2 separate regions of the Homo sapiens genome follow, and region 2 is linked to region 1. A link is an interaction called in ENCODE POLR2A ChIA-PET data of the cell type or tissue named here. Cell type or tissue: K562. All regions are shown on one strand. Links, peaks and the distances in the headings refer to the core of each region. The heading gives the core; the rest is flanking DNA. Region 1 has its middle 40 kb from the start of PHF21A. Region 2 overlaps PHF21A (PHD finger protein 21A).

Region 1 (2,928 bases), core at 321-2,820:
TTTTGGGGAAGATGGGAATGTTCTGTATCTTGAAGTAGTAGTGGTTAAATGGATTTATACATTTGTTAAAACTCTTTGAACTGTACAGTTAAAATGGGTGAATTTTATTGTGTGTAAATTACAGCTCAATAAAGCTGATTAAAAGAAAGCAGCAACAACAACAAAACCGAGTCCAGATTGCAAAAGAAGAACCCTCAGGACAGAGGAGTAAGCCGGGAGGAATGCACTCACCCTTGGCAGGTGTTTTCAAGGAAGTGGGGGTGGGGTTCTTCTGTCTCTCTTCCCCACCCTTCCCCACCCAGAGAGTCTGATTCTGATATGTGCCACTCCCCACTCCTCAACTCACTGCTAAAGAAGAGACAAGCTCCCTCAGGGTGAATCAGACCCAGGTGCAGGGCTTGAGGCTGGGAGATAAGGCAGATTCCAGACACACCTGGTGTACCCCCCTCTACCCAGCAGCCCTGAGTCTGGAGGTGCCTTGTGGACATCTCTACTTGTTGGGGTGCATGGAAAAGGCTGTAGCATGTTGAGATCCAGGCAACTTTGTTACAGAACTCTCCCTGGCAGAACTTTACAAAAGTTGGGAGGGGGTGGTCCTCACTGCCTGTACAAACGGGCAGAGGTTGAAACCAAGGCAACTTGTGGACTGAAACTGCCTCTGCAAGGGGTGAGCTAAGCTCCTGGCATGACCAGCAACAACATGATAGCTCAAAGAGGCAGCAGCACTTGTGGCTGCAGATGCCAGCAGGTGCAGGTGGCATGGCAGGAATGGCTCCTTGGAGGCTGCCAGGGAGACCAGGGGATGTGGAATCTGGTCTCAGGGGACATGACTGAATGTCTCCCTCCACCTGCTGGCAGCAGTGCAGAGCAATGGCAGGGACAAACTTACGGAAACTTCTAGAGGAACCTTGGCAGTGTGAGAGCGCGGGAAATTTGTAAAAGACTAGACCTGCTGCCAGCCAAGCCGATGAGGGTTCAGAGTCTTGGGAGTTGAGGTATTTATGTAACATAAGCTCATTCGTTCTTTGATGAATCTTTGTTGCCGGCTTACAATGTGCCGGATGCTATTTTAGTCACTGGACATAAAGCAGGGGCAAAACAGAAAAATCCCTGCTATCAGGGGACTCACCTTCTATGACAGTTACAGCCTATCATTCCACCTGGAGGCAAGTACTTTGAAGAAAGACAAAAACAGGGAGGGGAGAAGCACTGTAGCTGGGGTGGTCAGGGCTCCTCTGCGGAGGTAACACTTGAGCCCTTTGTACCCATGGGTTGGGGAGACCTGAAACATATGAGTTATGGGATAAATTCCTAGCAGTGCAATTTCTGGGTCAAAAAGCATAAATATTTTAAGGCTTTTGATAAATATTGCTAAATTTTTCTCCAGAAAGTTTCCTAGGTTGTCTATTTAAAGAAGAGGGAGAAACGCCATGTTTTAGGGGTGCTCCAGAGAGTTAAAAAAGTAAATAAAAGTAAATGGGGAGAGGGGCGTCTCCTTTTCCAAGTGCTGTGTCGGAAGGGTTAGTTGAAGTCTACTTCCCACTCATGTCAGGCCTAAGATTTAGCTAGACATCCTAGTAGCTGAAACATGAGCCAGAAGCTCATCAGCTCATCAGCTCTATGCCGTTTTGGACAACTTGGCCTAAGGCTCTTAAGCCTCGGTTTTCTCATCTGTAAAAATGGGCGTTCTAATGATGCTTAGCTCAGAGGGTTGTATAAAGGTTAAACAAGATGATATATGTGAGGCTTTTCTCAGAGCACTCGGCACGCACACAGTAAGTGCTGTGATTTTTCTTCTGCAAAGTCAGCAGTACTTGGGACTCAGAAGCAGCTCCAGCACAGGAGCAGTGTGCTCCCACGTGGACACAGAGAGGGAGAGGCTTGCTCCACGCCTGCTTCTAGACTTCAGTCCCTGCAGCTCAATAGTTGCTGCTAAGATCTTCTACCTGGCCGAGGTTCCCTACCCAAGTATGAGTGAACCAGATGTTAAAAGACCTCAACATTAAAGGATCCCAAATGTGTATATGTGTGTGTATAATAAACTTATTTAGGCTGGGTGTGGTGGCTCAGGCCTATAATCCCCGCACTTTGGGAGGCTGAGACAGGCAGATCACTTGAGGCCAGGAGTTTGAGACCAGCTTGGGCAACATGGTGAAACCCCATCTCTACTAAAAATACAAAAATTAGCTGGGTGTGGTGTTCCCAGCTTCTCGAGAGGCTGAGGCTTGAGAATTGCTTGAACCCAGGAGGCAGAGGTTGCAGTGAGCCAAGATTGTACCAGCCTATATATATATATATAAAATATATATATAATATATATATTTAATATATATAATATATATATTTAATATATATAATATATATAATATATATATTTAATATATATAATATATATATAATATATATTATATATATATTTAATATATATAATATATATATAATATATATATTTAATATATATAATATATATTATATAAAAAATATATAATACATATATAAAATATATATATAATATATATATATATACACATATATAAAATATATATGTGGGCTGGGTGCAGTAGCTCACACCTGTAGTCCCAGCTATTTGGGAGGCTGAGGTGGGAGGATTGCTTGAGCCCAGGAGGTTGAGGCTACAGTGAGCTATGACTGCACCACTGCACTCCAGCCTGGGTGACAGAGTGAGCCCCTCTCTCTAAAGATACATAAATAAACAAAAATAAGGACGAGGACGAGAGGGGCAGATCACTTGAGGTCAGGAGTTCAAGACCAGCCTGGACAACATGATGAAACGCCGTCTCTGCTAGAAATACAAAAATTAGCCCAGCGTGGTGGTGGGCCCATGTCATCCCAGCTACTCGAGAGGCTGAGGCAGGAGAATTGCTTGAACCTGGGAGATGGAGGTTGCAGTGAGCTGTGATTGCACCA
Region 2 (2,928 bases), core at 214-2,713, 58 kb before region 1:
TCTAACTGTAGTGCATGTTTTGAAAACACAAAGTTACTTTCCTGTTATGTTTTACACACTATAAATAAAGATTGGCAAAATGCTGGTAATTGTTAGTTAGGGAATAGGTACGTGGGGTTATATTATTCACTCTATTTTTATAAATGTTTTTAAATTTCCATAAGAAGAAGTTATTTAAAATCCTATAAAGGCTCTTGTCTCAAATGTTTTTCTCTAAGTATAATTAAATAATAGATGAAATGCCTGGTATAGATCTTAGAAGCTACTGAACTGATTGACTGATTGAGACAGTGTCTCGCTTTGTTGCCCAGGCTGGAGTGCAGTGGCATGGCACAATCACAGCCTCGCAGCCTCGACCTACCAGGCTTAATCAATCCACCCAACTCAGCCTCCCTAATAGCTGGGACTACAGGCACATGCCACCACACTCGGCTAATTTTTGTATTTTTTGTAGAAACAGGGTTTCACCATGTTGCCCGTGCTGGTCTCCCTCTTTTTTTTTTTTTTTTTAAATACGGAGTCTCGCTCTGTCGCCAGGCTGGAAGCAGTGGCGCAATCTCGGCTCACTACAACCTCTGACTCCTGTGTTCAAGCGATTCTCCTGCCTCAGCCTCCTGAGTAGCGGGGATTACAGGCATGTGCCACCACGCCCAGCTAATTTTTGTATTTTTAGTAGAGACAGGGTTTCATCATGTTGGCCAGGATGGTCTCAAACTCCTGACCTTGTGATCCACCCGCCTCGGCCTCCCAAAGTGCTGGGATTACAGGCGCGAGCCACCACGCCTGTCCCTGTGCTGGTATCAAACTCCTGAGCTCAAGTGATACACCAGCCTCGGCCTCCCACAGTGCTGGGATTACAGGCATGAGCCACTACACCTAACCAGGAGCTACTGATTTTAAATCCAGCAGAGACATTAACTCAACATGTAACCATAATTAATTTCCAAGTTTTATTTTTCTTACCAAACAATTATGTTAACAATTTAAAACCACTAGGAGAAATCTAAAAAGGAAAGGGTCTGCTACTTTGCAACTATCAACCAATGACATGTAAAAGATCAATATATAATAAGGCATCAGTGGTATTCTGTATTTACAAATCAAGGAAAGAAAGCCTAGTCTTCTCAATTAATAAATCAAAATATTTTAGCAATTCACAACACCAAAATTTCCATTTTTTAATTCTCCAATTAGGTCCATGAGACTAGAGAGCAGTCTAATAAATTAATGCTTATTTTAGTTAAGTAACATGCCTGCCTCTTCCTCAACTTTGCCTCTATCTCACCCCAACCAGAAAATACAGCAATTTCTGAGGTAAAAAGGTATTTTTCTATTCTCTCTCTTAGTCCAGATATAAAGTATTTTACAAATATTCAGTTACTGTGCAAGTGATTTTAAGCTATCCATTCTCCAAATTCCAGCTGAGGGCCCAAAGTAGGGGGTATCCCCACAAACTGTTAAAGCTTAAGGTTTTGATAATAGCTCAGTATCTCCCTGTTTAAAAACTAATAATTACAACAGTGTTTTGTTTTTAAGAGAAATAGAAATAAAACAGTGGTGGCTTGAAGGGAAGGATGAATAACAGGCAGGGGACGGAAAGAGACCATCAAGAGGGTAAGCAGAGAAGCAGGAGAGGAAAGGCAACACAGGGAGTCTGGGCAATCACCGGCGGCATCTCTACACAGGAGCACCACCGGCTGGACAGGGTCCTGCAGAGCTGAAATGGGACTGCACCCCCGTCACATACAGCACCACTTTTTACAAATTAAGCAGGGACAAACTGATTTTCAAAATTGTATAATTCTTTAACTCAACCCCCAAACGCTTGTAGAATCTCTTTCTAACACATATTTATCAAAATGAAATATACTTCTAAAGTTTCCACAATTCCATTCAACCAACGGAAACAACTTTTACAGATTCTGCAAAGAGCTAAAGTAAAGAAAACTTAATACTATATATTTGCTATGCTAATTTTAAAACTATAATGCTTTACCTACTGGTCACTCTATTGCAAAGTAAGATTACAATTATTTAATTGAAAGATAACTATACAACCCATTATAAAATTGCTTAGTTTTAAAAATATTTGTCGAGCCAAAGTACACCACTTTATTTTTTAAAAAACTCGTTGGAATTTCTCCTCAGAAATGAGATACAATGTTTTAGGAACAGGGACAAAATAAAATATACACCAATTCACCTATAGTAAACACACCTATTCACCTACTAGACCTTTATCAAATGGTACAGCTGGGTTAGTGAGAACAAAAAGTTAATAGGAGCCATTATGCTACTTTAACTTAAATTCTTGCTAAGGGTAACATATACCATATTCAGAATGTTTTGGTAAGCTATTACAAATACATTTGTTGAATCACAGAAAAAAACATATCAAGGATCAAAGACCAAAAACGTTCAGATCCTGATCAGTAGTGAATGAACAAAGTTAATTATATTTTACACTTAATGATCTTTCCCCTTACCTCATTTACTGGTTTCACTTATAAGATAGAGACATTCGTAAGACAGATACATATATACATTCTAATGGATATATTAACTCAATTATTTACCCCAAAACTCCTCAAATCTGAGGAGATCATTGTACCTTTTCTCATAATCAACTTGTTCTCAGGCTCAGTTTCTAGGCTCAACATAGGTAGCTTATGACAATTAAATATAGAAAGAAAATAACAACTACCATAAGAAAACATCAGGCACCAAATGAGAGGAAATTTCACAAAGGCAAAATGCCCAAAATCAGAAAGCAAATAAACTGTGCCCATCATTATTAGAAAGCATTTGTATGCCACTTTTATATCTCTGGGGTTCTACAATTGTTTCCACTAGTTGTTACACCCAAGCATGAGTTCTCAAGGGTTAAATACACATAATTTGCCAGACCCAATGGACTGACCAGCTGAT

The links. ChIA-PET counts read pairs that join two places held together with the same protein. Peaks named below come from ENCODE experiments on the same cell type or tissue, not always from the same donor. Only the 100,000 strongest peaks of a DNase experiment are listed, where the experiment ranks them.
Region 2: POLR2A ChIA-PET joins it to region 1 with 5 read pairs; 2 of 35 experiments call an interaction of 5 or more read pairs at or near these places.

What each region holds. Positions count from the first base shown.
Region 1 is chr11:46,159,574-46,162,501 of GRCh38, forward strand. No RefSeq gene overlaps it. Among named protein-coding and RNA genes, the nearest start is that of PHF21A, 40 kb to the left of the region's middle. In K562, for the core only: no CTCF peak of the experiment used is centred there; no DNase peak of the experiment used is centred there; H3K27me3 peaks cover 457 bases.
Region 2 is chr11:46,101,367-46,104,294 of GRCh38, forward strand. All of the region lies in intron 1 of PHF21A (PHD finger protein 21A), which reads right to left. Among named protein-coding and RNA genes, the nearest start is that of PHF21A, 19 kb to the right of the region's middle. In K562, for the core only: no CTCF peak of the experiment used is centred there; a DNase peak (open chromatin) is centred at 1,695.